4 separate regions of the Homo sapiens genome follow, and all the other regions are linked to region 4. A link is a loop called in an ENCODE intact Hi-C map of the cell type or tissue named here. Cell type or tissue: heart right ventricle. All regions are shown on one strand. Links, peaks and the distances in the headings refer to the core of each region. The heading gives the core; the rest is flanking DNA.

Region 1 (4,000 bases), core at 1-4,000, 270 kb after region 4:
CCTTTCACTTCATTAAGTCGAGTGGGGCTCTTCTAAACCCATTCTTATGTGCTAGGGGCTAGAGATGGGAATGAGAGAGAGTAGGTAGAAGACAAGGGAACTAACTCTATACAAGGCCTTCTATTGAGTCAATATAAGTGAAAGGCTTAGAGAGTGTCCAACCTGCATCAGGACCAATAAATATTAGCTCTTATTATTATTATTACACTATGCCAAAGCACTTCAAGTTTTCTCAACCTCACAACAACCCCACAAGTTCAGCATAAGTCTCATATTCCATTAGGTTGAACAACTAACCCAGGGTCACACAGCCAGTGGTGGAGTTCAGAACTATCTAATTCCAAGCTTAGATTCTTCTTTTCCACCCTGTGGCCTGAATTACTGGCCAGACTTTCAGTCTGGAGGCAGCCTCTCTGTCTACCCTTCAGGCTTTCACATCTAAATCCCAAGGGTCTTGCTCTTTCCCTGAGTCTGTCCATCAGAACTGGCATGAGGCCTAAAAATGAGCCGTTTCAAGCCCAGGCATCATCTACTCACTTACATAACAAAACCTTAGTCATCCCACTGAGATTCCACACTCAAAGCCAATTTCTCTCACAGGGCATCGAATGCTAGTTAAAGATATAAAATCACGCTTATCACAATTAACTCCCTTGCCTTTATGATGCAGCCAAGTCAAAGCCCAAACAGGAATAAATTTTTTCTAGTAGCCACAAATCAGAGGAGTGAGAAAGCTCTATGCCAAATCTACCATTTTCTGATTTCAAAATCCATGCTAAAAACTGCAGTTAAACATCAGCTACCAAAACACCCTTCTATCAAATAAGAATCATGGTGATTGCATGAATTGAGCACTTTCTATGTACTTGCTCTTTACGTGTTATTTCTATGCCTCAGAAGAGCCAAGCAGGCCAGATAGATGTTACTGCTTGAGAGGCTAAGCAAGTCCCATAAGGTCACACACACAGTGAGGAGCAGAACCTGGACTCAAACCCAGGCCTATCTGATGACAGCAACAGTGCTGCTAACCATGCCCTTCCCCCCAGCTCTCTACAGTCAATGTGATTCATGGCACCCAGGACCAACACCGGCTCTTGGCTTTCCCACAAACCACTTCCCTGAAATCTGGACAACTTCTTGGGAGGAGGAGTCATGGGAACAGGACAGATGAACTCCAAAATAGAAGATCGGGTGAGAGGTCCGGCTCTGCTACTTCTGTAGCTCTGTCACCACGGGCAGATCACTTAACTTTCCAAGGCCTCAGTTTCCTCGCCTATGCAATGGAGATGACCGTGAATGCCCCAAATTGCGCTGATCTAGTAGAGAAGAGGAGCTAAGGCTCAGGGGCTTTCCAGACGTGAGTTATCTTTACCTTTCCTTGACTAGCTAATTCAAGACAACTAGGTAGAAGCCCTTTCTCAGCCTCCCCTCTTCGCTCATCTTTCGAGTTCTTGGCCACCCCAGTTCAAACACCAGCACCATTGCCCTCCTCTCAGGTGGCTGCTGCTTAATTTCCCCTCCACTTTAGTAGTTCTTCTCTTGCCTCGCTAGAAGGACTGGTGTTGGGTGCTTGGAATTCTGGCTATTTTCCTCCTGCCGTTCCGACTCGGCACCAGAGTCTGTCTCTACTGAGAACGCAGCGCGTCAGGGCCGAGCTCTTCACTGGCCTGCTCCGCGCTCTTCAATGCCAGCGCCAGGCGCTCACCCTGCAGAGCGTCCCGCCTCTCAAAGAGGGGTGTGACCCGCGAGTTTAGATAGGAGGTTCCTGCCGTGGGGAACACCCCGCCGCCCTCGGAGCTTTTTCTGTGGCGCAGCTTCTCCGCCCGAGCCGCGCGCGGAGCTGCCGGGGGCTCCTTAGCACCCGGGCGCCGGGGCCCTCGCCCTTCCGCAGCCTTCACTCCAGCCCTCTGCTCCCGCACGCCATGAAGTCGCCGTTCTACCGCTGCCAGAACACCACCTCTGTGGAAAAAGGCAACTCGGCGGTGATGGGCGGGGTGCTCTTCAGCACCGGCCTCCTGGGCAACCTGCTGGCCCTGGGGCTGCTGGCGCGCTCGGGGCTGGGGTGGTGCTCGCGGCGTCCACTGCGCCCGCTGCCCTCGGTCTTCTACATGCTGGTGTGTGGCCTGACGGTCACCGACTTGCTGGGCAAGTGCCTCCTAAGCCCGGTGGTGCTGGCTGCCTACGCTCAGAACCGGAGTCTGCGGGTGCTTGCGCCCGCATTGGACAACTCGTTGTGCCAAGCCTTCGCCTTCTTCATGTCCTTCTTTGGGCTCTCCTCGACACTGCAACTCCTGGCCATGGCACTGGAGTGCTGGCTCTCCCTAGGGCACCCTTTCTTCTACCGACGGCACATCACCCTGCGCCTGGGCGCACTGGTGGCCCCGGTGGTGAGCGCCTTCTCCCTGGCTTTCTGCGCGCTACCTTTCATGGGCTTCGGGAAGTTCGTGCAGTACTGCCCCGGCACCTGGTGCTTTATCCAGATGGTCCACGAGGAGGGCTCGCTGTCGGTGCTGGGGTACTCTGTGCTCTACTCCAGCCTCATGGCGCTGCTGGTCCTCGCCACCGTGCTGTGCAACCTCGGCGCCATGCGCAACCTCTATGCGATGCACCGGCGGCTGCAGCGGCACCCGCGCTCCTGCACCAGGGACTGTGCCGAGCCGCGCGCGGACGGGAGGGAAGCGTCCCCTCAGCCCCTGGAGGAGCTGGATCACCTCCTGCTGCTGGCGCTGATGACCGTGCTCTTCACTATGTGTTCTCTGCCCGTAATTGTGAGTCCCCGGGCCCCGAGGCAGCAGGGCACTGAGACTGTCCGGCCGCGGATGCGGGGCGGGAAGGGTGGAGCGGATCGGGATGGACGCGGCGCCAGGCGAGCTGCGCCCTGGGCCAGGAAGGTTTGCTGCTGAGTTCCCCAAATTGGATTCCTTCCACAGCCCCGAGATATAACTCAGTTTGCGGAGCGAAATGAGGGAAAGTTAGAGAAAGGAAGGGAAAGGCTGAGCCCGGCGGTGTCTCCCTAGCCCAGCAAAACCCTCTCCATGTGGCAGAACTCCCTCCTCTCTGCTTCCTTCTGGGGAGATCTCGAGGTCATTTTTGCGCCTTAGGAGGAGCAGAACTTAGTTTCTCCTTGGCAACAGGAGTCTTCTACTTCCCGACGGCTGGGTGATGTTTTATTTTGTTAGACCTGCTCATGACTTCAGTGGTATCAGAAATGGGCGAATGGCGTCTGGGACGATCTTCTCCCCGGTGTTGGCATAGAAAGGGAAAAAGAGGTTTAAGCCAGCCAGAGTGATTTGCAGATGCATAGTTTTAATTTTGAAAAACGCGTGCGTAAACTTTGAGACGCCACGGCTGCTGTTTCTGGTGCTGCATCCGCCAGGGATTGTGGCGATGGAGGCCGAGGCTCTTTGTATGTTTTAGCTGCTGGTGTCGTTTTGACAACCTGACTTGACGGGTTTTGAGTGTATCTTGGCAAGTGAGGTGACATGAAAGCCATTATCTCCGGTTTCAATTTGGTAATGAGGATAGCGATGGAAATGAAATTATCTCCTCATTTTGAAGGCATTTGTTCCTGGAGTCCCCGCCAAGACACCTGGGAGTAGGTGAGGCTTGAGGAAACATTTTCAGTGCTGCTCCTCTCCTTTCTCCCAAGGTACCTGTTCAACAAAAACAATACTTACAGAAATTCCATTGCCAATCCCACGTTCTCGAAATCCTGAGACTTCTGTGAATAGGAAAGTTGTTAAATTTCTTCTCAGAATGTAGCCATTTTGGATATTACTTTCAATGGTGAATGAAAGGGAAATACAAAGCGATTTTCCTTTAAATGAAGGCCTTACTGCTTGCGGAAAAAGAAGTCTGGGGCATCAGCATGCAGGGGTGGGAACAGTATGCCCCCAAAATAAATAAACAAATACATAAATCTATATCTATCTAAATGTAGATATAGGCGCAGATGACATATAGCAGTGGTCTTCAGAATCACCAGCTCAGAATCACCAGC
Region 2 (8,307 bases), core at 1,840-5,839, 130 kb after region 4:
GGGAAAACACCACAAGAATGCAATAAGCCAAAGCTCGAAATTCTACAGAACCTATTATCTGATTTCTTCTACGAATGAATAGCATGAAAAGAAGAGAGGAACTAACGTGTATTTTGTATAGATCTTACTTGGTTTCCAACTCAAGCCAACTTCAAAAAAGACATTTTAGACAACAAGAGAAAGTGGATCACTGGGCATTACGTGAGGTGAAAAAATTACTAGTTTTGTTACATATAATAGTAGTACTGTTATTTGTTAAAACTCCTTATCTGCTAGCAATATATTTTGAAGACTTTACAGATGACATGATACTTCGAATGTGTTTTTACATATCTAGAAAAAAACTGGAAGGGACATAAGTGAAACAAACTTGGTCAGATATCGAAGTTAGGTGGTGTGGGTTCATCATACTATCCTCTAATTTTTGTATGTTTGAAAATATCCTTAATTTTTAAAGGTTAAAAAAAGACTTTATTTAGAAACACTAAAGAAGACAAAAATAAATGGAGAGATATAAGGATGCTTTAAAAAGGTAATTAATTAATTACATTATTTAAAAAGCACAAGAAGACAAGAAAGAATCCAGCTCAAATCCTATGTCCCAGGGTCCAGCAACTAGCAGGGTGTGTCTAAAATTCCCCCAAAGCCGCAGCTGAGGACCTGAACTGGAGGGCAGATGTCCCTCCACCCTCCTTCCTAGGGCAGCAATTAGCACTCCAGTCTTCTGGTTGGAGGCTCTTTGTAGCCTCATAGTTCACAGAGCCCTTTTGGACATGGAGTGAATAGTTGGTTACATTCTCCACATTATTATGCAGATGACATTGCTCATGGTGGATACTAGAGCTGGGGCAGCTGATGAGGAAATCACCAGGGGTGGCTCAGAAAAAAAAAAAATGACCTCCCTAAGGGACACTACAGGAAACCAGCCCCGAAGTGATTTCTTTTGAAATTCGGGGCAGCAGCAAGCTCATATTTCTTTTGGTTAGTTCCTTCACCATGGTTGCCAGTCTCAGTAAAGCTGAGTGTTCCTATCTCCGCCTCTGTCTCCCTCATCAGCTATTGTTTTACCTCACCCACCCAAGGTATGGGAGGCCTCCATTCCATTTAGAGAGCTCCTGGTGCTTCCTGGTGGCTGGTGATGATTCATTTTTATTCCCTTGAATCTTCCCCACGGCCAGATCATTGTTGTCCATATCCTTCCCTCCAGGAAACAACAAAAGGCAATATTTGGTCTTTTGGCTGGAGTCTATGCCGGACCAACACATCCCACAAATGGCTTGAGCTGAGGGTTCCTCCAGCCCCCTGAGATTTCCCAAAGCATTTCGAGATAAACTCTAATAGTAGGATACATTTGCTTTCCAGTTGAAGTGATGGGTTATATGATTCATCTGTTTCCTAAGATTTCCAGTTATAGTCATGAAATCTGGCCTCTGCCCCTGATGTAAAATCCTTGTGTTTACAAGAAGTAACCTAAGTAACCTACCACATGTTCAGAGTTGGAAACCTACTTCCTGTCCCCCGAGTTTGTAAACCCAGCAAGATATATTTTCTCTTTTCAGCCATGCTTGAAAAGTTGGTATAACTGAAATAAGTTTTAAATAAGGCAAATTGGAATAAACTCCAACTCAATGATTTCATCTTCCCAATCCTGCCCCAAATCATGGCCATATCAGTGGGATTTCCAATTGCAAACAGCACCAAACAACACCAAATTCATGTTAGCAAATTTTAAGGATGAGAAGTGACCTCAGCCATCCAGAATTGGATTTGTAGCAGATGACAAATAAGATGCTTAGAATCACAGACCATCAGAGATGGCCGACTTGAGCCAGCATCGACCCTCTCCTTTCACAGGTGAGAAAACTAAAGTCCAAAGACAGTCTTATTTTAAAGCCTAAATTGCAGGGGTAGCGAGTGAAACCAGTTTCAAAATGAGGTTTACCACAGAGGAGCCCAAACCCACTCTCTCACTCATGTCACATTCTGAAGTGTCCTTCTTACTGGTTTCCAACTCTTCACCTCTCTCTTCTTATCTCTTCCCCCTGCCCTCCACACTGCTCCCTGCTGCAGCCACTTTCTCTGCAGCACAGCCCTGATCATATCTCCCCTGGCTCAAAACTATTCCATAGTTCTCGGCCTTGGCTGTTCCCAATGACATTCCAGTTGAACTTCATACTTCACTCGCGTGCCCTGCCCAGTCCATATGGAAAAGTAGCTGCTCCCAAGAGATCTTTGTGCCTATCTCTTTTCCCATGTGATTTTCTCTGCCCAGAAGATTCTTTCTCTTTAACAGGCAAGATCCACCTACCCTTTAGGGGCTCGGTTCAGATACCATTTCCTCCACAAATGCTTCATTCACTCTCCTAAGTGAAAGCCAGTTCTCACCTTTTTGTCTCTTTGCACTGTAGATCTCTATTTTGGCAGGTAACACATTCTATTTCATGTAATACTGTAGTTAATTACGAACATTCTGCATCTTCCCACTTGACACTAAATTCCTGTAAGTGAGAAACTAGATCTTACTTACAACCCCAGCACAGTTATTTGTTTAGCGTGAACATCATTTTTTAAAATTAAATTGGGTTGAAATCCACTATCTTTGGAAACCCAACAGCATTTAGGCATATAATTCTAAAGAGCTGAAATTTAATGTTTTATGTACTTCTATCCTTGATAATCTCAGGTACGCTGAAGGACATTTTTATCTCCTATAATGTGTCATGGATAAAAATAGGGAGCATTCTTTTTTCATTGCTATTAGGTCATGCTCATGTTCAACTTATTTTCTAGAGATGGGGTCTCACTATGTTGCTCAGGTTAGTCTCAAACTCGGCTCAAGCAATCCTCCTGCCTCAGTCTCCCAAAGTGCTGGGATTACAGGTGTGAGCCACTGTGCTCAGCCAACATGTATTTATTTAATACACCTAGAAGGCAGGAAACACTGTGTAGGTTGCTGCCGGGGTAGAGAGGTGAATAAAATCTGGGACCCAGACCATAAAATAGTTGTGATGGGGGGCCAGGTGCGATGGCTCACGCCTGTAATCCCAGCACTTTGGGAGGCCAAGGCGGACAGGTCACGAGGTCAGGAGATCAAGACCAGCCTGGCCAACATGGTGAAACCCCATCTCTACTAAAAGTAAAAAAAATTAGCCGGGTGTAGTGATGTGCGCCTATAGTCCCAGCTACTTGGGAGGCTGAGGGGGGAGAATTGCTTGAACTCAGGAGACGGAGGTTGCAGTGAGCCGAGATCAGGCCACTGCACTATAGCCCAGGCAACAAAGTGAGACTCCATCTCAAACAAACAAACAAACAAACAAAAATAGTTGTAATGGGTTTACTTTCACAGCTGTGAACTCAAGGGCCATCCCAGGCATCAACTCTTAGACATTTCACAAATAGCAACTGCTAATCACCCCTGTCTGCTATTAAAGAAAGTTGTGAAAGACTAACAGCCTTAGGAACTACCCTTGGTAAGGAATCAGAAGATCATGGGTCTACTTCAGACGGACTCTACCAAATTTCTCTCAGCATGGCCTTGGACAAGTTGCTTATTTCTATTCATCTTCCTCATCAGCAAAACAGACTCTTCATGAAAGGGCTCTTCATGGGTTCCTTCAAGGACATAGGTGTGTTAAAGCAAAATAAATATAGCCTGAGAAGGACTCCATTCTTCTATATTTGAGTCCTTGGGGATGAACTGTAACCTAGCTTAATAAACAAGATTGAAAACCTAACTTAGGAGTATGCATCTGTAACAATAGCTGAGTCTTGGCCAATCCCAGCAGCCATACTTCAACTACTCACACACTGATGAGTGTTCAGACTGTGTTCAAAAAAGGCAAATGCCGGCCGGGCGCGGTGGCTCACGCCTGTAGTCCCAGCACTTTGGGAGGCCGAGGCGGGCGGATCACGAGGTCAGGAGATCGAGACCATCCCGGCTAAAACGGTGAAACCCCGTCTCTACTAAAAATACAAAAAATTAGCCGGGCGTAGTGGCGGGCGCCTGTAGTCCCAGCTACTTGGGAGGCTGAAGCAGGAGAATGGCGTGAACCCGGGAGGCGGAGCTTGCAGTGAGCCGAGATCCCGCCACTGCACTCCAGCCTGGGCGACAGAGCGAGACTCCGTCTCAAAAAAAAAAAAAAAAAAAAAAAAGGCAAATGCCAACCTGCAATCAATCCAGCTGTTCTGTGCGTCACTTCCGGTTTCTGTAGGTCATTTCCCTTTTTTTGTCTATAAATCTTCTTCCACCACGTGGTTGTGCTGGAGTCTCTGTGAATCTGCTGTGACTCTGGGTGCTGCCCCATTCGCAAATTGTTCATTGCTCAATTAAACTTCTTTAAATTTAATTCAGATGAACTTTTTCTTTTATCAGGTGTCACCTAACATACAAGTTTTTGGACTAATTCTGCAAACATATGGTATGAATTAAAGCAGTGGTTCTCAAAGTGTAGTTCCCAGACCGGTAGCATCTGTTGGGAACGTGATAGAAATGCACATTCCCAGGCCCCATCCTTAACGAACTGAATCAGAAACTCTGGGGCTTTTTGTCTGGGGGAACGTTGGGTTCTGGTGCTTCCTCTTTTCCAAGTGGAGGGTGGTGCTGATGCTGTGGGCAGCTGAGTTGGGGTAGGCTCTCCCCATCCTACCAGCTCATCCTCCAGACTAGGCTAGAGTCAGCTCGCCTAGCTCCTGAAATACTTCTGCTTGCCAAGGCACCAGGAGCCCATAACACCTACTCTGTGAGCTTTCCTCACAGAGGGAAGGCTCTGTCTGAGGTTTAGTGAACAATGATTGCGAAAATACTTTGAAAATTGAGAGGGGCCATGCAAATGTAAATATTGTTAAAGTTGCCAACTCTTTAGGAAAGAGATGTGTGAAACGGGAAAAGAGAATACAAGGAAAAGACACTGGTGACAGATTCTATAAACTACTCTTAACTCCTGAAGAATCGCCTTTTTCATTCTATACACAGCTTCCCTCCCTTCATTTTGTCCCGCTTGTCTACAAATGTAACAAATGTGCGAGGTTCGGTGGCTCACGCCTGTAATCCCAGCACTCTGGGAAGCGGAGGCAGGCGGGATCACCTGAGGCCAGGAATTCGAGACCAGCCTGGCCAACATGGTGGAACCCCATCTCTACTAAAAATACAAAAAAAAAAAAAAATTAATTAATTAGGCTTACTCCAGCTACTCAAGAGTCTGAGGCACGAGAATCCCTTCAACCTGGGAGGCAGAGGTTGGAGTGAGCTGAGACCGTGCCACTGCACTCCAGCCTGGGCGATCAGTTTGAGAGTCGGTCTCAAAACAAAAAAGAACCTGAATTGTTTGGCCGGGTGCAATTACTGATGCCTGTAATCCTAACACTTCAGGAGACCGAGCCAGGCGGAACGCTTAGGTCCAGGAGTTCGAGACCAACATGGGCAGCACGGTGAAACCCCATCTCTACAAAAATTGCAAAAATTTACCGGGTGTGGTGGTGTGGCGCCTGTTGTCCCAGCTACTCAGATGCTGAGGTGAGAGGATCGCTTGAGCTTGGGAGGTCGAGGATGCAGTGAATCCAGATCGTGCCACTGCACTCCAGCCTGTGTAACAGAGAGAGACTGTATCTAAAAATAAAAAATAAAAAAAAAATTAAAAAGAATCTGAATTGTAGTTCAGACCCATAACCTACCACACACAAGAATCTCATCCTCTTCACTCCTGCCTAAGAGAGACAGATTTGTTCTTTACCAAATGCAAAGTTATCTGGTCTCTTTAATTTCTTCTCTCCCTCTTCTGGCAAACTGCCTAGGCGAAGACACTTTCCAGATCAAGCGGTGTCATGGGGCAGCAAATGACCTTAAGTCATTAAAACAGAGTTTTAGTGACTCTGCTGCTGTTTACTACACAACCTTGGGCAAATCCCATCTTGACTTCAGAGTATTTGAGTGGAATGTATGCGTAGTATTTGTAAACTAAAAACATTTACAATATAAGTGATAGATCATATTGCTGTTAGCAAAGCACAGGTTGCCTAGTAAAAGTATCCTGGTCAAGATCTTTGGTTTTCAAAAGAAGAGCATTTGTAGACAAAGGAGGAAGTCATGTTTATTTGTAGTAATTAAATGACAGGGGAACAAATCAAGACACCTACTTTCCTGAATGTTTATTCAAAACATGGTAGAATTAGTGGTTAGTGGCTAGCAGAGCCTCATATCTGCTCCTGTTCTCCGTTGGCTGTAATACAGTGTTTCTTTTTTTTTCTTTTTTTTTTTTTTTTTTTTGGAGACAGAGTCTCACTCTGTCACCCAGGCTGGAGTGCAGTGGCTCGATCTCGGATCACTGCAACCTCTGCCGCCCGGGTTCAAGCAATTCTCCTGCCTCAGCCTCCCAAGTAGCTGGGATTACAGACGCCTGCCACCACGCCCAGCTAATTTTTGTATTTTTTAGTAGAGACGGGGTTTCACCATGTTGGCCAGGCTGATCTTGAACTCCTGACCTTGTAATCCACCCACCTCAGCCTCCCAAAGTGCGGGGATTACAGGTGTGAGTCACCGCGCCAGGCCCTACATGTTTCGATTGACATAAGAAAATCCAGCCTTGCGCAGATAAGTAGTTGGAAAAAGAAGGGGTATTTCAACAGCTTTTCAGATATTTTTGTGGCCAATTAAAAAAAAAACAAATTACCAAAATGTTAGTTTTTGAAAGATTAGTAGTAATATGGAATCTGAAACCATATCAATGAACTTTTTGTACTCTGTTATATTAAAATCCATTTATTGTCTTACACTTTGAATAGATCTTTTAATTTACTATGTGTAGGGTAAAATAGTCATTCAGTGAGTTATGCAAATCATCACCATTTTGACACATTTCATTATACAATACAAAAAATATCAAATTTATTAATATCACCATCAGATTGATCAGAAAAGTCTTCAGATATGAACTTGTGAAGCTCACTGTGGTAGATACAAGTTTTCTAGATTTCCAAGTTTTGCTTGAAAGCTCACATTTTGTCATTAACACACATACTGTAGTTACTTGTTTTCCTTAAAGGGATAAGCTCACTTTATTTTTGAGAAAACATCAGCCAAATACTGAAGTCTGAAAAACCATAATTTCTCTGTCAGTCACTTTTTTAGTTTTTTTTTTTTAAAGTAAAATTGATGTTCCCCAAAAAGGGAGGAATCTTGTATATGTTGCAGAAGTGTTTTTCCTCAGAATAACTATCCTACTTCAGTATGCAGCAAAACTGTTCTGTGTGTACTCCCATTCTGTCACATTGAATAGTAAAAGGAAATAAATCCAAGCAAGGGTCAAGATTTGATAAAATCAATAACTTTTACCACTTGATCAAGGCCATTCCTAGGTGAAACTGGCTTTTTTTTTTTTAACTGCGTGTGTGTGATAGTGAAGAATACAATGACTGTTAGAAGAGTTTTGTGCCAGTACCTTGATTTGTGCTAAGCTACCAGCAGATTTAACCATCAGTTTTGCACTATTGGTGCAGGTATCAACCCAGGGAAAAAAGACAATATCTTGTTATTATTCTGAAAATAATTTGACTTCCAGGACCTCCTGAAAGGGTCTCAGTGATCCCCAGGAATCTGAGGACATTTTGAGGACCAGTGCTCTACATAACCTTCCTGCCCGGAAGATCAAACTGTAATTTCCTCTAAAACCTCTGAGAGAGTTAGCCTGAACGAGATCACAGAGAGAGAATTGGAAAAGCGCCAGGGAGACCAATGATTCCCGTCGACAAGGCACCTTCTAGGGAAAACTTTTATCCTCTTCTGCCCCCCAGTGGTCGACCACCAAGACCACGGCAGGACCTACCTATGTTAGGCTGGGAGGAAAATGGTTTTTTTGTTGTTGAGGTGGCAGTAGTGTTCTTTTACAGACACACTTCTTCATTCACTTCTAGATCTAAAGTGTATTTGATCCTTTAGCAACCAAAACCCGGGAGCATAAATTGTCATCACGAGAAAGGCTGAGAACAGGGTCTCTGCTTAACTCTGGGGTGTACCCCTGCTATCCTTGCGTCTCAGTGGCCCCAGGGCTTGGCTGTCTGTAGCTGTGAAAACTTTTGCTATCTTTCCATTAAGGAACAAATGATAATCACAGAGCTTTCCTGTTACTTTTCTATCCTCAAAGCAAGCTTTCTTTTAAAAGGGTTCTAATTCATCTACGATAATTAAAGGGAGGCCGACCTGGGATTACGAGGCTCTCCTCTGCACCTCGTTCTGTTTTCACTGAAATATCATAGAGAAAGATGAAATCCACACACAGATGTCCTAGCAATGGCCCCTTTCACACTTCATCATCC
Region 3 (8,307 bases), core at 2,631-6,630, 73 kb after region 4:
CAGTCTGAACTCTCTTGGATGGGCTGTAGACCACCCCTCTTCTAAACCTTGTCTCCAGAAGTCAAAAAGCTACAATAAAGTCCTGCTTTTACCTCTCATTTTCTCTGTGAAATCCAACCACCTCCATCAATGACTATCAACCTTTGAACCAAGTCAACATGTCTCAGTCTCCACCCAGATGGAGGCCTCCATTGGGCAGTGTCTTAATTTGTCTTCTGTTGTTTACAACAAAATACTTGAAATTGGGTAATTCACAAAGAAAAGGAATTTACTTCTTACAATTATGGAGGCTGAGAAGTCCAAAGTTGAGAGGTCACATCTGGTGAGGGCCTTCTGGCTAGTGGTGACTGCAGAGTGCCAGGGTACTTACGGTATCACATGGCGACAAAGCTGAGTGTGCTAATGTGCTAGCTCAGGTCTCAATTCCTCTTCTTATAAAGCAACCAGGCCCACTCCATGATAATCCAGTAATCCATGAATGAATAAATTAATCCATTCCTGAGGGCAGAGCCCTCATGACCCAGTCACCTTTCAAAGGCCCCACCTCTCAATACTGTCACATTGAGGATTAAGTTTCAACATGATTTTCAGAGGGGACAAATATTCAACCATAGCGGGCAACCTTGCACTCATCTGTCTTATGTTACTGCCTGTGACTCCTTCATCCATTTCTCTGGCCCCTTTGCTAATAGGTTGCTCTCTCAACCTTCTCCTGGGTCATGTTTTTGCTCAGAACAATCTCTCTTGATACCTCATTCTCAATATCCATTCTTTTTAGCCCTTTCAACCTGACTTAAATTCCAGATAAACAAAACATTCCCCACATTACAGAGATCTATATAACTCAGCTGTCTCTAACCCCATCCCTAAAATGACAAAAACAAAACACTCCTCTTTCCCCACAAAAAGCACAGCTAAACATTAGTCCTCTATGTCTCCCATCAATAAGTATTTCAAAGGTCTACACCATAACTTTTTTGCTCTGTGAACTACCTATGAGAGTTCAAGAAATCTCAGATTAACTGAATTGACAAACACTATTTGTTCACATTTTTTTTTCAGATACAATTACACCTTGACATTCCTGCAATATCAGGTGCAACATCTGGTCACACCTGACAGGAATATCCATGGAGAAAAAGGGCACCAACTGCAATTGTTTTTAATGGCAAAGATGCCATTGCTTTGAATCTTCCAGTTTCCAGTAACTTTGCAATATAAAGTTAGTAAGCCAAACTTTAAGAACGCCATGTAGAACTCAGTCCTTCAAGCAAATTAGATTACTGTTTGCCAAAGTCTATCTCCAAAGAACTATTAAAACAAGAACTCAAGTCCCAGAGCTCTTTAAAATATTGGAAGAAACTTCAATGTGGGTAATTGAAAGAACATCCCCTATCCAAACAGAATCCTCCTTTCTTTTTTTTTTTTTTTCCCCTTTCTTTTTTATTTATTTATTTATTTATTTATTTATTTTTTATTATACTCTAAGTTTTAGGGTACATGTGCACATTGTGCAGGTTAGTTACATATGTATACATGTGCCATGCTGGTGCGCTGCACCCACTAACGTGTCATCTAGCATTAGGTATATCTCCCAATGCTATCCCTCCCCCCTCCCCCAACCCCACCACAGTCCCCAGAGTGTGATATTCCCCTTCCTGTGTCCATGTGATCTCATTGTTCAATTCCCACCTATGAGTGAGAATATGCAGTGTTTGGTTTTTTGTTCTTGCGATAGTTTACTGAGAATGATGGTTTCCAATTTCATCCATGTCCCTACAAAGGACATGAACTCATCATTTTTTAAGGCTGCATAGTATTCCATGGTGTATATGTGCCACATTTTCTTAATCCAGTCTATCATTGTTGGACATTTGGGTTGGTTCCAAGTCTTTGCTATTGTGAATAGTGCCGCAATAAACATACGTGTGCATGTGTCTTTATAGCAGCATGATTTATAGTCCTTTGGGTATATACCCAGTAATGGGATGGCTGGGTCAAATGGTATTTCTAGTTTTCTTAATGAAACATTCTGAAGCCAACTAGCAAATGGTAATGTCTGCAGGTGGATTTTAATTAGAAAAGTAAAAGAGAGATGGAATTTACAAATCTCTTCTACCCTAAACCTCCCCCACCCCAGAAAAGGACCAGACAAAAGTTTTAATTCCAAAAACCTTGCATTTAAAGAGTCCTTATGCAACATAGAGAGTAACAGGATGGTTACCAGAGGCTGGGAAGGGTAGTAGGGGTCAGGGGAAGGTGGACACAGTTAACGGGTACCAAAAAAAAAAAAATAGAAGGAATGAATAAGACCTACCATTTGATAGCACAACAGGGTGACTATAACCTGTGATAACAGGTTATTATAGTCAATAATAACTTAATTGTACATTTTTAAATAACTAAGAGTGTAATTAGATTGTGTGTAATACAAAGGATAAATGCTTGGGGGGATGGATACCCCATTCTCCAAGATGTGATTATTACGTATTGCATGCCTGTACCAAAACATCCCATGTACCCCATAAATATATACACCTACTATGTACCCTCAAAAATTAAAAAATAAAGAGTCCCCATACAAAAGATATAAGTCACAGCATCCTTACAAGATAGAGATCAGTGACATGGGCAAGCAACCTCACCTCTTACAGGGGGCATGTACCATCCTTCTATAGTGAAGAAGCATTTCCGTAAGTTAAAATTGAGATGAATCATATGGTTTCAGCCCCTAGAGTATGGTATTTTAGATTCAGGTCTAATTCCATAGAAGGAAGCCCTTACTTTCTTCAGGAATGAGGCAGTTTGCCATTTACCAAGCACGCTGGCCCCACTCATATCCATTTGGAGGACTTCAAATGTTGATGACAAGACTAAAGACCAGGAGCCTGGAATTTTTTACTTTCCGCAGGTAGAGACTGTAAAGCACATTGACGGCAGACTCCTATAAACTAAGAAACTTGTAAACTGGTACCTGGAAGGCAATTAGGCAGAAGTTATCAAGAACTTTATCAAAAGTGCATCCTCTCTGACCTACCAATTGCACTTCCTGGAATGTCAACTAAGAACATGTGCAAAGATTTAGCTTTTTAAAAAGTGATTCACGCTATTATTTATAATAATGAAAAACCAGAAAAAGCCTTAATGGCCCAACACTGGTTGAGCATACTGTGGTACACCCACTATTATACAGGATAATAGCAGGATACAGTAGTATGCATCATTATAAATGATGTAGAAATACATTTATTGACATTGAAACATATTTACAATACACTATTCTGTGAAAAAAGCAAGTTATAAAACAGTATGTGCAGTGTAAACTCATCATTGTTAATAGACAGCAATAAAGATATGCAGAAGAAAAAACTCTGAAAATGTACGCAGAAAAATGTTTATCAGTGGTGGGAAAATGAGTGGTTGTTTTCTTTTTTAAAATTATCTGTATTTTCTGATTTTTTCCCCTTCAATGAACATATAATTAGAAATACTTGTATACTTAGAGATGGTTCTAAAAATAAGCAACCAAACAGTAAATTGCCTTATGTTCAAAGGGGCTCCCACATCTGCACTCCCGCTCTCATATCCGCTAAGCATTTTTTTCCTCAAGGGAGTGACCACCTGCCAGGGCCTCAGAAGATGCCTAGAGACAACGTCTTTCCTCACTCCCAAGCCACTCCAGCCCTGCTGCCTCCAAGGTCAGGTTCAGCGCAAGAGTAGGCTCAGAAACAACTCCGAGCCAGTCCCTGGGTCGCTGCCCCAGAATTTAAGCCCATCCTTCAATTTCCTCAGCAGTCAAATATCCCTGGTCACTTACCTCTCCCGAGGGCAGCGCCCCGCGCTTGACCTCCTCGTAAGCGCCTACCTGCTCCCAGGTGGCCAGGAAGGCGTGGGTGGGGGTAAAGCGCGCAGAGCGCGGGAAGCCAGCGCGCACATAGCGGGCGGCCAGGCCCAGCACTGCGGGGGAGGTGTCCTCTCGGTACAGGACTCGGCCTCTGCCGTGGCTCGTGTCGATGTCCGCCAGAAAAGGGGCGATGGCCGGGAAGTCGGTGGGGAAATCATAGTCCACATACTGCGTTTCCCTGGGGAAGTCCTGAGTGGAGATGATGCCGTTGGTGCCCACCTGGGAGAGGAGAGGGACAAAAAGGTGACAGTCGCTCAAGCCCAAGGACGCTACCCTTTCGCGCAGGGAGGGAAGGGAACTGACTTAGGCAAAAAGCCTCTCTCTCCTTCCCCACTGGCCAGGGAGTCTGGATTCAGGGAAACAAGCGCAACTTTTGCGACTGTCCCAGCTCCGCGCTGCAGTAGGTCCAGGGGCCCTAAAACTCGTTCACCTATCTTCTCACTCCCCTCACAACCCCGGAGCCCCATGTCCTCGGAGAGGAAGCCTCCAGGTCTGAAGAGGGAACACCCCAGCTCCGCAGACGGGCACAGCCTTCTCGCGGTCCTAACTGCAAAGCCCGCTGGCCGCCCTAGCAACGCCACCTTTTCTGCCTGGGACGCGTACGTGGCTGCGAACAATTCTTGCTCTCCCCTCCAGGTCATTCTTGCTCCCCTACAGCAGCGGGGCAGGCAGCGGCATCGCTCTCTGGCCGGGTACCACCGCAAGGGTGCTGGGGGGCTCCAGGAGTGGGGTCTGTTTCCTCCCCTCTGGAGGCAGGGTTTCCGTGAGACCGACCCCAGGGAAGAAGCTGCGGGAAAAGTGCCAGGAGGGGGCTGAACTTACGTAGAGGTTGCTGAATCGGGCTTCGTAGAAGTGCAGGGGATTCGCCAGCTTCACCACGGCTGAGCTTTCGTCGTCGCCTTCCTGCAGGAGCTGGTCCCCCCACGACTCCCCGTGTGGGAAGAGCTCGTCTGGGTGCAGCGCCGCGGCCCGCAACATTAGCAACGGCAGCAGCAGTAGCACTGGTAACGACGACAGCACCGGCCGCCCGGCCACCCGGTCCCCCTCCATGCTCGCTCGGCCGTGCGCTTACCCGCTGCACAACGCGTCCCGCCCCGGCCTCCAGCCCACTCTCCGCGCCGCGCCAGCCTCGAACCTGGATCTCCGCGGGCGCCTGGGCGGGGCGGGACTCCAGGCCCACCCAGCAAGCTAATTGGCTGAGGCCCTCGGCTGGGGACCAATCACCGGCTCTGAGAAAGTTCGGCAGTGGCCACCACATCTGGTTCTCGTTAACTTTTCTAAGGCAGCGGCCGCTGGAGCAGCGGGGCTGGCGGGGTAAAAGCTCCTGGCCAGGGCTGCCTGGAGCTGCCCCTTCCACTCCGCCCCCAGGGAGCTCCCGGGTCATCCTCTCATCCGGGCTGCCCCGCGGCCCCCAAGGAGCCCCACCCCCGGGACCAAATGGCCCGCAAGGTTTGGGGCAGCGGCGTTGCAGGAGATGAGCTCAGCGCAAAGGGAACCCCGCAGCGGCGAGTGCGGCTGCTGGCCTGCGCGCTGTGGCCCCAACAGGCTGGCAGGGCGCGGGCGGGTGGCGGGGTTGCGGTATGAGCTTTGCTCCCTGCCCTGGGGTCCCGGGCGCTCCTGGCTCTGGAGGCCTGGCCATCGGTCCGAAAAGCAAAGGGACATTGTCGTGGTCCCCTCGGCCGCTTCGCTCCACCCAGAGACGCCCTGAGGAGAAGCGAGCCTTTGTACGAAGGCAGAGGGCTGACTCCTAAGTTCTGTCCCCCTCCCGAAGGCCGGCCGCTAGGGAAGACTTGGCCACCCTCTGGAAGTACCTTCCCCCGGGAAAACCGCAGCAGGAAAGACCATGAAATACTACTGTGTGTGATCCGCTCCGTTTGGGGAGTAGGATGAGGCATCCCGCTTGGTTACCAGGCAGAAAGGGGCGAGTCGCGGGGATGGGAAGACCCTGATCTCTTGCCCATTGCTGCGGCCGTCGGAGATGCCCTCCCCCGCGGCCACGGAGGCGGTAACCTGAGCTGCTCCGCAGGACTGGAAACCGCACAACCTCGAAACCAGCTGCGCAGGAGAAGGGGAACCCCATCCACCATAAACATCCCCTCTGCGAAGCCTCAGGAGCTGGAGGAGATTTTATTACCATTTTTATTATCAAGAGCTTAAAATTTCCCAGACAGTCTGTTTTCTCTCCCAGGCCCCCCATGAGGTCCTTAAAAGCAAAGATATTTAAAAAGAACGAAAGAAAGAAAAAAACCAAAAAGCAAATCCTTGGAAATGCCTTAAAGGACTCTCCAGAGACACACTGCTCTTTGTAGGTGTTTATTCCTATGGGCCCACTGGACCAAACGCTAAAAAACGTGAAGACATCAGACTGTGAGACTCATAGAGCAGACACAAAATGGAAAACTGGCCCAAAGCAGTTTGCTTCCTCAGAGTGGAGAGTTGTATATTTGATGTTCCAAAAATATATTTATGCTTGCACATATATTTTCTCATTCTTTCTGGGGTCAGGTATTTTTATTTTACTGAGGATGAAATGAAAGTTCAAAGACAGATGACTTGACTTGCCCAACATCATCTGAAGTTACTCCCTGATATAAAACTACTGGCCCTCTGTAGTTTTACTTTATCTCTCGATTCAGCATAATAATAATAACTAACATTTATTTAGTGGTACTAAGCTATGAGCTTTGGGGCAAGCAAACACTGAGATGGTCTCCAATGATCCCCATTTCCTGGTGTTCATTCCCCTGTATAATCTCTGCCCTGGGAGTGTGGACTGGCCTTGTGATTTCTAACAAACATAGTGTGGCAAGAGTGATGAGAAGAAGGCTAAATAAGATTGTGGCTTCTTCCTTGTTAGTTGACTTTCCCTCTCATTGATTTTGATGAAGCAAGCTGTTATGTCGGGGAGGCCCACATAGCAAGGAACTGAGGAGGGCAGCCTCTGGCCAACAGTCAGCAAGGAACTGAATTCTGCCAACAACCATGTCAGTGAGCTTGGAAACGGATCCTTCCCCAGTTGGGTCTTGAGATGGTATCTCAGCGCTGGCTGACATTTGATTGCAGCCTTGCAAGAGACCCTGAAGCAGAGGACCCAGCTAAGCCAGGTGCAGATTCCAGACCCACCAAAACTGAGAATTATAGTTTTGGTTAGATTATAATTATAGTTTTGGTGGGATTCCAGACCAACCAAAACTGAGAATTACAGCTTCAGCTTCAGAAGCTGAAGAAGCTGTGTGTTGCTTTAAGCTATTACATTTTGGGATAATTTGTTATGCAGCAATAGACAACTGATAACAGGTAGTCGTTGTGTTAAGGAAACTAAAGCTCAGATGGGATTTTAAAAAAATCAGTTATTATCACATGGCTGGTAAGTACCAAAGCTGAGATTTGAACCCAATTCTGTCTGATCTCTAAACCTCCACTCCTAACCACTAAATTATATTGCAGCAAGGCCCTTTGGAAAGTAGCTCTAGTTTATGTCTCTAACTTTATCTCCCGTCACAGCCACCCTGAAGTCTCACCTGAAGCTGAGACTTTAATTCTCCAATACAACATCCTCACAGGTAAGTCCTTTTACCTACAGTAAAAGGTCAATTTCTTGGTCAATTTCAAGCCAACACCTTCTCATCTTTAAGGCTTGAATCAAAACCCTCCTCCTTCAGGAATCTGGGAAGAGAAAAGAATTCCCCACATCTTTTGCAAAAATCTCATTAATAATCCACCCCATTTAGCTTATAATCAATAAATAACCATAAGTATAATCAGTCAAGCAGCCGACGCCACTGCTCTGCCTATTCTTTTGTTTCTTTACTTATCTAATAAAGTCACTTTCACTTTACTTTGTAGACTCACTCCAAATTCTTTCTTGCACCAGATCCAGGAGCCCTCTCTTAGGGTCTGGATCAGGAACTCTTTCCAGTAACACTACTGCCCCCTTTTGAGCTATGTATTCATCCTTGAAACTGCTTGCTATTGCCACAAGTAACTATACATTAACCTAATAATGTCACACTGGACACTATCACTCATAGCCTATAGCTTAACAGTGCATAGCCAATCAGTGAGCAATGTTGTTTCTGTAAACCAATGTGAATTCCTTACAAACAATTTCATATCGGCCTACTCCCTGTCCCCCTTTTCTGCCTGTAAAAAACCTGCTTGTAATAAAGGCGGCATGAAGCTCATATCCAGGGTTACTTGGGTCTAAGTCTTCCGGGCAACTGTCCTCACTTTGGCTCAAGTAAATGTTTTGTTATATTTTGTGCCTCTGTCTTTTCCTTTCAGGTGGACGAAGCTTTCCTGGAATCCACAGTCTGATTTAGAAGCCCTTTCTCCTTGCTTCCATGTGCCCTGTGCTTGCCGTGATCATACCTCCTATCACACATCTCTCCCATAATCCTGAT
Region 4 (8,307 bases), core at 2,274-6,273:
TTAAAAGAAGACATTGGCTAGGTGTGATGGCTAACACCTATAATGCCAGCACTTTGGGAGGCTGAGGTGGCAGATCATTTGAGCTCAGGAGTTCTGACAGCAGCCTGGGCAACATGATGAAACCCTGTCTCTACAAGAAAATAGAAAGTTATCTGGGTGTGCTGGCCTGTGTCTGTAGTGTCAGCTAATTGGGAGGCTGAGGTTCTCCAGCCTGGGCGACAGAGTGACACCTTGTCTCAAAAAAAGACATTATTGAGATGCTTGAAAACCAAGACTGTCGTGTTTATGCTTATATTTAATGTAAACAGATATCCCTTGTTGTATGCTAGGGAAATAGTCCTTAAATGATCTCTGGTATATCATATTTTTGTGCCTTGAATCATTTTCCCATTGATTTAGTTTTAGTAACACTTTTGCATAAAAAAGAATTCTCAGATTAGAATAAAAATGCTTTTAGTGTCATTTCTTACATTAAACATTTTCATCAGTTATATTTGATGAGTGAGATATTTTTCTTGAAAAAGGCTAAGTTTTTCATTTGCGAGAGCAGTGTGATTAGGCACTTTCTCCCTAGAATCAGTGATTTTATAAATTAGGGATTGTATAAATTACATCATTGTTATTAACCTTTCCGTGTCTCAATTTTTTCATCAATAAGTGAGGGTAACAATGATACCTATCTCATAAGTGTGGCTTTGTTTTTAATGAGTAATTGTTCACAGAAGTCCCTGGCGCATAGCAAGTGTGATAAGCTTATTACTGCCAATGCCTCTATACTACTACTATTAATACTACTGTATTCTTTTCCTTTGCTCTTAGAAAATATTTTTAAAATTTTCAGTGGACTTCTTAAAACTTTGAAATATATTTTTAGGATTTTATGTTTGTTTATATTACATTTTATGGTCTATTCATGTGTACAAGACAGTACAGAATTCTGCATGTAGAAAGGTATCTGGAGAATATAAAAAATTGTCTAGGCTGGGCACGGTGGCTCATGCCTATAATCCAAGCAGTTTGGGAAGCCAAGATGGGTGGATCACCTGAGGTCAGGGGTTCGAGACCAGCCGGGCCAACGTGGCGAAACCCCGTCTCTACTAAAAACACAAAATTAGCCAGGTGTGGTGGCGCATGTGTGTAATCTCAGCTGCCCAGGGGGCTGAGCCAGGAGAATCATTTGAACTCAGGAGGCGGAGGTTGCAGTGAGCCAAGATTGTGCCATTGCACTCCAGCCTGGGCAACAGAACAAGACTCTGTCTCAAAAAAAAGAAATATGTATGTATGTGTGTGTATATATGTACATATACACACACGTATTTCTGATGTGAAACACCTGGAATGACAGTAAGAATAATTTCAACATATCAGAACCTAAACAGTTATTATCCTTCAAGTTGATTTTATTATAATCTTATATTACATATAATTAATGTTACATATAATACTATTATATGCAACATTTATTTGAATATACAGCTTCTGACATTTATTTAAATTACTTGGTTACACCCTACATGTATGTTACATGGCTACTCTTTTCAGTGGCATTTCCATAATATGAAAGTTAAGGTTTAGATAGATAATGATTTATTGTATATCCTTTTTAAAGTTATTCTTTTTAGTTAATTGCTCTATGTGTATTGAGACTAGGAATCAGAAAGCTTAGATTCTAGTCCCAGGTGTAAGTTGTGTAACCCTTGGCAAGTGTCAATCTCTAGGCCTCAGCTTTCTCATCTATAAAATGAGGAAGTTGTCGTATTCTATTTTTTTTCTTAAGATGATACACTTAAATGTTCCCTTCTGTTGGGTTATATAATTGCATCAAAAGTGTAGTAATGTTATTAAAAAATTGTTAGAGATCCAAACTAAGGTCTCTTTCAACTCTCCCATTCTTTTTTCTGTGACTTTATGGTAATAATGAAACTGGTGGTTTTCTTTTCTTCCCCCTCACAGTATCTCAGAGATGTTAACTGTCCTTTCAAGATTCAAGATCGACAAGAAGCTATTGACTGGCTTCTTGGTTTAGCTGTTAGACTTGAATATGGAGATAATGGTACGTTTTGTGGGGAATGTGTATTTTAAAGAGAGAGGAAAGATGGGAAAGGGAGTGTGAAAATGTAGGGAACTTTGCAGTTTGTTTTGTCTAGTACTATTTTACCTTTGGTTTATTCTTATCACAAGTTAAAAGCACTTTTATTGTCTTTCATTGGTGTTTATATATTTCTGTTAGAATTTGGAAATGGTGCCCTCTGGAGAAGGCTAATTGACTGTCTTCTCACAGAGTAACACTACTTTGATAATATGGTCTGCACCTTAGCCTTTCAAATTAAATTGTTTTTAGTGTCCCAGAATTGATGGGACTTTGAAGTGTTGTTGCAGTAGGTAATTTCTCAAAAGACTGAAACATGTCTAATGCCAATATACATTAATACTCTATAGGCCAGAATATATTACTTATGTTTACTGTCTTAGCACAGATACTTCTATGGTTGGAAGCTTCTGAATGTTAGTACCTATAGTAAAAACAATTTTTCTTTAAACGGGTGTTTTCTCTTATTAGACCATTTCATTTTGAAAGGCCTGCCAACATCTAAATGCAAGATTTGATTATCTTATCTGCATCCCCTGCATTTTGTGTTTTTCGGTTAGTTACAGTCTTCTTAATTATTTACTTTGGAAGCCTTTTTATATCTTGGCTTATCCCTTTCCCTTCATCCCACCTACACTGACTTTTTCTCATGTTTGTTGTATCTTCATTCCCATTGGCATAATCCTAATTCAGGCTCTTGTCACTTTCTGCCAGGAGTATTATAATATCTCCCATTAGTGTCACCTTCTGTTCTTAACTGCATGGCCAACCAAGCTAACTTTCTGAAACGTTAATCTATTTTAGGATGCCACTTACTCCTTGTTTCCAAAGAACAGTTCCAGTTACATATTCATATTAATAAACATACATATCCATAAACACTAATTTCCCATTTTCTATAAAAAGAATTTTAAGCTCCTTAGCATGGTAGTTAATGATGACTGATATCCAACCTGTATTCACATCTTGACATCCCAGCTAAATTAGAATAATAGTGCTTCCTGTTTATATCCCATTTCCCCCTCTGTTTCTTTGTTCACACTTTTCCCTTGGCTAATATACCATTTCATTCTATCTACACATCTAAATCCTACCCATCTTTTTAAGATCCATCTCATATGCTGTCTTATGTCTTAGCAGCAGTATAATTTCCCTCTGAACTTCCATAGCTTTTAACCCTATACATTTTAAGTCATTAACCACTTTCCATTTTGCTTCTATGTCTTATTCGTCCCAGTAATTTGTAAACTGATACTCAGCTTTGATTCCTACATGGTACCTCTCTTAGCTTCCAATTGATGCTGTAACAAATTACTACAAACTCAGTGACTGAAAACACAATTTATTATTTTAGAATGAGAAGGCCAACATTAGCCTCACTGGGTTCATGTCAAGTTGTCAGCAAGGCAGGTTCCTTTTGGAGGCTCTCGGGGGAATCTGTTTCTTTCCTTTTTTAACTTCTAGAGGCTGCCTGAATTCCTTGACTCTGGCCCCTTCTTCCTTCTTCAAGTCTAGCAGCATAGCATTTTCCAGTCTCTTATCTGATTCTGCTTCCATTGTCATAACTTTGTCTCTGGCTCTGATCCTCCTGAGCCCACCTGGATAATCCAGGATAATCCCCTATCTCAAGATCCTTAATTTTATCATATTTGCAAATCTTGCCATGTAAGGTAACACATACACAGGTTCCAGGGATCAGGACATGGACATCTTGGGGGGTACAGGTCAATATTGTGTCTGTCACAGTACCTGACATAGTTTCTTGCACACAACAGGTGCTTATCAATTTCAGTAATGTGTGGCGAATGCAGTATATGTGAGTGTTTACATACACTGATTTGGAGCATCAGCCAATTTTTTGCTGATGCCTCAGACTTAAATTTCAGAAGCCTTATGGCAAAAATCTTAAGGAAAGCTCAATTTGAGACTTCGTTTACTTTTCCATTTAATTTAAAAAAAAAAAACTTTTCTTTCTTTAGAAAATACATGTATTCATAAGCCTTATGGCTTTAGTGTAGTATTGATTTTAGGGCCTTTAACAAGGTCTTTTTATCTACCCTGCTCTGGATTGGTAGGAATTGTATATGAGCCAATTTGTAGCTTATCAAAACTGTTTTTCATTTATTCCCAAATTCTTACATCTCAGTTTATTTGTTTTATTCTATTTGTTCCATTTTTATAACCCGTTAACCTTCAATGGTAGATGCATATGGTCATGTATACCTGCAGTTGACTTTAGTAAGTACATGTATTTCTCAGTAATAGCATGTTCTTTTAGTGAATAAAAGAAGCTTGTGTGTGGAATGTAAATTTTTCAATATTGAAAAAGGAAGTCAACATATACTTGAAGGTGAATGGTATCAAAAGTATATTAAAAGTCTAAGCTAGAAAACAAGTTTTGTTTATTAAAATTCAGAATTGCAAAAACAGACTTGAAAATTGGTCAAATAATACTGTCTCTAATCGGTAGGAGGCGCTGATGTTCTTTTGTGGTTTTACATTGATATGTTGCCTCCTTGACTTTTAAGTTACTTATTTTAAAATTTGCTGAAACCATTGTGAGTTTTTATTATTTGCGCTCTACTATTTTTTGAAGCCTTTTGGTAGCTTGTCAACATGATCAATAACTGAAATTTTTTAAATGTATAATTTCAGATGTATAGAAAAATTACAAAATAGTACAAAGATTTTCATATACCTCAAGTCTACAAATGTAGCGTGTTACCTCATTTGCTTCATCCTTCTCTCTACACAGAGGCACACACCATTTTTTTCCAAACCATTTGATAGTAAATTATAGATGATTCCTTTTTACTCTTAAACACTTTAAAGTGCATTTCCTAAAAACAACTTTGTCTTATATAACCACAGTACAGTGATCAAAATCAGGAAGTTATCTTTGATATACTATTATTTATTCACATTTTACCAAACCCCCCACTTCTCTCGAAAGAAAAAAATAACCCAGAGCAATCCTGGATTATGCACCGCATTAGTTGTTACATCTGTCTTAGTATCTTAAAATCTGGAACAGTTCCTGTCTTTATTTGTGCTTCATGACCCTGACATTTATTTTGTAGAGTGTCCCTCAATTTGGATTTATATGATGTTTCCTCATGATTAGATTTGGGGTTTATACTTTTGTTAGGAGTAACACAGAAGTGATGTGTTCTTTTTAGTGCATCATATTAGGAGATACGTGATAGCGATATGTCCCATTACTAGTTATGTTACTTTGATCACTAGGTTATGGTTTCTCCACTGTAAAGTTACTATTTTCCTCTTTGTAATAAATATATCTTGTGGGGAGGTACTTTGAGACTGTATCAATTATGTTTTTGCGCCTCAAGTTTCCCCCACTAGTTTTAGCAACCATATGATGATTCTTGCCTCAGTCATTTATTATGTTAATCGACAAAAGGTGTTCTCTAATTTCATCATTTTTTCTACATTTATTTGTTGGCTTTCTCTTGTAAGTTTTCCCATCTCTAATTTACTTGTTTAAATCAGTATAGATACATGGATTTTTATTTTATTCAATGGATTATAATCCTTTCTGTCATCACGTATTTTGCTGTTGATACTGTTCCAGATTTGGCCAGTGGAAGCCTTTTTAACTCTGACTTAAATTTTATGCTTTTATTTTTTCCTCGTTTCATTAACAGATCCCATAAGCACTGTATAGCCTAAGATGCCATTTTGAACATTAAGTTTAGTGAATTATTAATAAGTGTTTTTATTTTTGAATTCCTTTGAAGTATTGTTTTTCAAATGAAAATAATAAAATCTACCTTTGGAATTCTGAATTTCAAGTTTCCATGAAATAAGTTTGAGGTTTGTATATGATGGTGTATTTGATGTATTGATTTTTTTGGGGAAAGCAAGGTTTTTGGATTTTATGTACAGCATTCAAAAGAAGATGGGGGGAAGCGTACTTTTTAATGAGTTTGTATTTAATCTTACGTAACCTATACTTAACCCTCCTCCCATTCTTCTACCCCAGATTTCAGAGGAAGCTGTAAAAGCAGATTTTTACCTTCCTAAAATTTACATGTTTGAAATGATTGCCTTTAGAAATGTTAATGAAAAGATATTTGTGTCACATAGTCCAGTAATTGCTTTAGCTTAATCAAAAAGATAGTTACATTGTCTTTTTACATTTTCTATAGCAAAAATTAAGCTTGATTGAATGAATTGTTTTATGCTTATACAGGTTAAGCATCCCTAATCCGAGAATCTGAAATCCTAAATGCTCCAAAATCCAAAACTTTTTGAGCACTGACATGAGGACACAAGTAGAAATTTCCACACATAAGCACTTAACACAAACTTTATTTCATGCACAAAATTATTAAAAATATTATATGAAATTACCTTCAGGCTATGTGTATAAGTTGTACATTGAACATAAAAATGAATTTTGTGTTTAGACTTCAGTCCCATCCCCAAAATATCCCATTTTATATATGCAGATAATCCGAAGTCTGAAAAAATTTAAAATTGGAAATTATTGGCATTTCCAGTAAGGGAAACTCAACCTGTAATCATTTTGGCTCAGTTAAATTTGGTAAATAGCAGTAGTCATTTTACCTTGAGTTGCAGTTGTACAAATTATATTTTTGCCTGTTTTTATAGCTGAAAAATACAAGGATTTAGTACCTGATAATTCAAAAACTGCTGACAATGCAACTAAAAATGCAGAACCATTGATCAATTTGGATGGTGAGTATATAAATGCATAACATTGAACATCAACATTTTTGGTTTTTTAAATGTTTTTTTCTTTGAAGAATGAAGTCCAGGTTTACTTGGTTTTAGTAAATTTAGAAGGATCCATGCAGACAGCATTTATGTTAACATTTTATTCTCTATAATGTTTTTATGATGTGCTTTCTCCTTCCCCTTGCATTTGAATATCTGAATGTTGATTTGATTTGCTTCTAGTAATTTGGAGTTTTGATTTGTATTTAATCATGGGGGTCATTGTTTGCCTTTTTGAATGTGTAAATTTCTTTTAATCCAATGACTCTATCAGACAAGTGGTAAAATTTTCCATTATTTTAAGTCCTGGATATCTTTTAGTAATTTCCCTTTTTAAAAATATGAAGAATCTAATTACCTAAATTATGATGTGTAAAATATTTGTTCACTGGCTAATTCATTGTGACCTATAATTTAGGAGTTAACCCTTTTGAATGAGTGAGCCTCTTGGACACTCCAGAGCTGCTGCTTAGAGAGAAGGTTTTGGGAAAACTATCCATGGAGGGGATCTATGTACTAAAATTAATGGCCTTGGGAAGAAATGTTAATTAAAAGTGCTGTATAATTTAGCCTTGCAGAAAAAGTTACAGGACAAATATAATGTGAGTTAAATTAGTCATTTATTGGATTATTCAGTTTGGCTGATGAAATACAGATACTCCTTGACTTAGGATGAGATCATGTCCCAAAGTCGAAAATATCATAAGTCAAAAATGCATTTAATACCCCGGAAGACCCATTGTAAAGCTGAAAAATTGTAGTTGGAACCACTGTAAGTTCAGATTTTCCTCATCTTGCACTAGGGTTACATCCCACTGAACTCATTGTAAGGTCAAAAAATTACAAGTCTAACCATCCTAAGTTGGGGACCGTCTCATACAGTAATAGGAAAACCATTTTATCTTACCAATTTATTTAATTGTTGATAGTCTACAGGGCTTTCTTTTTTCTCTTGTGAGTAGCAGTTTTAAAAACTAAGAGATTTGTTGCTACCGAAAAGTTAAAAATGTTTTTGTATGTTCACAAATATGTTTGTAATTATACGTTTGCAGGGTTGTAAGTTTTTGTTTGTTTTTAATCTTTTATAGTAAATAATCCTGATTTTAAGGCTGGTGTGATGGCTTTGGCTAACCTGCTTCAGATTCAGCGTCATGATGATTACCTGGTAATGCTTAAGGTCAGCTTCATGTTCTTGATTCTTGACAGAAACTGTGCACATAGAAAAATGTCTTTATTTTCTAAATATTAACTATTGATATTAAAATTATGGTTGAATGACTAAAATACACAGAAGAATATGAAACATAAAGTAGATTTCATGGTTTTATCTGATTTGGATTCTGTTTTCTGCCTGCACTATGCTAAATCCTTTGCAAAGATGTTCTCATTCAATCCTGCCAACAATCCTAGAGACAGCTGCTAATATCTTTTTAAAAATATATATCATATGAAGAAAC

Evidence for each region. Hi-C counts contacts between places; a loop is a spot of excess contacts. Peaks named below come from ENCODE experiments on the same cell type or tissue, not always from the same donor. Only the 100,000 strongest peaks of a DNase experiment are listed, where the experiment ranks them.
Region 1: it touches region 4 in a loop (4-fold over the local background); 27 of 110 quality-filtered maps call a loop at or near these places.
Region 2: a loop joins it to region 4, with 7 times the contacts of the local background. A loop is called at or near these places in 82 of 110 quality-filtered maps.
Region 3: a loop joins it to region 4, with 5 times the contacts of the local background. A loop is called at or near these places in 44 of 110 quality-filtered maps.

What each region holds. Positions count from the first base shown.
Region 1 is chr14:52,265,893-52,269,892 of GRCh38, forward strand. It overlaps PTGDR (prostaglandin D2 receptor), which reads left to right and starts at 1,806. Exons shown (of 2, transcript NM_000953.3): 1 at 1,806-2,768. The coding sequence starts at 1,923. In heart right ventricle, for the core only: no CTCF peak of the experiment used is centred there; DNase peaks (open chromatin) are centred at 1,798 and 2,229; H3K4me3 peaks cover 3,471 bases; H3K27ac peaks cover 4,000 bases; H3K27me3 peaks cover 2,910 bases.
Region 2 is chr14:52,124,117-52,132,423 of GRCh38, forward strand. It overlaps LINC02319 (long intergenic non-protein coding RNA 2319), which reads right to left and starts at 1,381. Exons shown (of 3, transcript NR_187197.1): 1 at 1,078-1,381. In heart right ventricle, for the core only: no CTCF peak of the experiment used is centred there; no DNase peak of the experiment used is centred there; H3K27ac peaks cover 241 bases.
Region 3 is chr14:52,064,041-52,072,347 of GRCh38, forward strand. NID2 (nidogen 2) reads right to left here and starts at 5,019. Exons shown (of 22, transcript NM_007361.4): 1 at 4,727-5,019; 2 at 3,818-4,123. The coding sequence starts at 4,954. LOC105378180 (a long non-coding RNA gene) reads left to right here and starts at 5,196. Exons shown (of 2, transcript XR_943864.4): 1 at 5,196-7,467; 2 at 8,189-8,307. In heart right ventricle, for the core only: a CTCF peak has its summit at 4,936; DNase peaks (open chromatin) are centred at 3,983, 4,209, 4,641 and 5,111; H3K4me3 peaks cover 3,539 bases; H3K27ac peaks cover 3,159 bases.
Region 4 is chr14:51,991,770-52,000,076 of GRCh38, forward strand. It overlaps RTRAF (RNA transcription, translation and transport factor), which reads left to right. Exons shown (of 8, transcript NM_016039.3): 3 at 1,954-2,053; 4 at 6,725-6,811; 5 at 7,939-8,027. Among named protein-coding and RNA genes, the nearest start is that of RTRAF, 6.4 kb to the left of the region's middle. In heart right ventricle, for the core only: a CTCF peak has its summit at 4,561; no DNase peak of the experiment used is centred there; H3K27ac peaks cover 1,581 bases.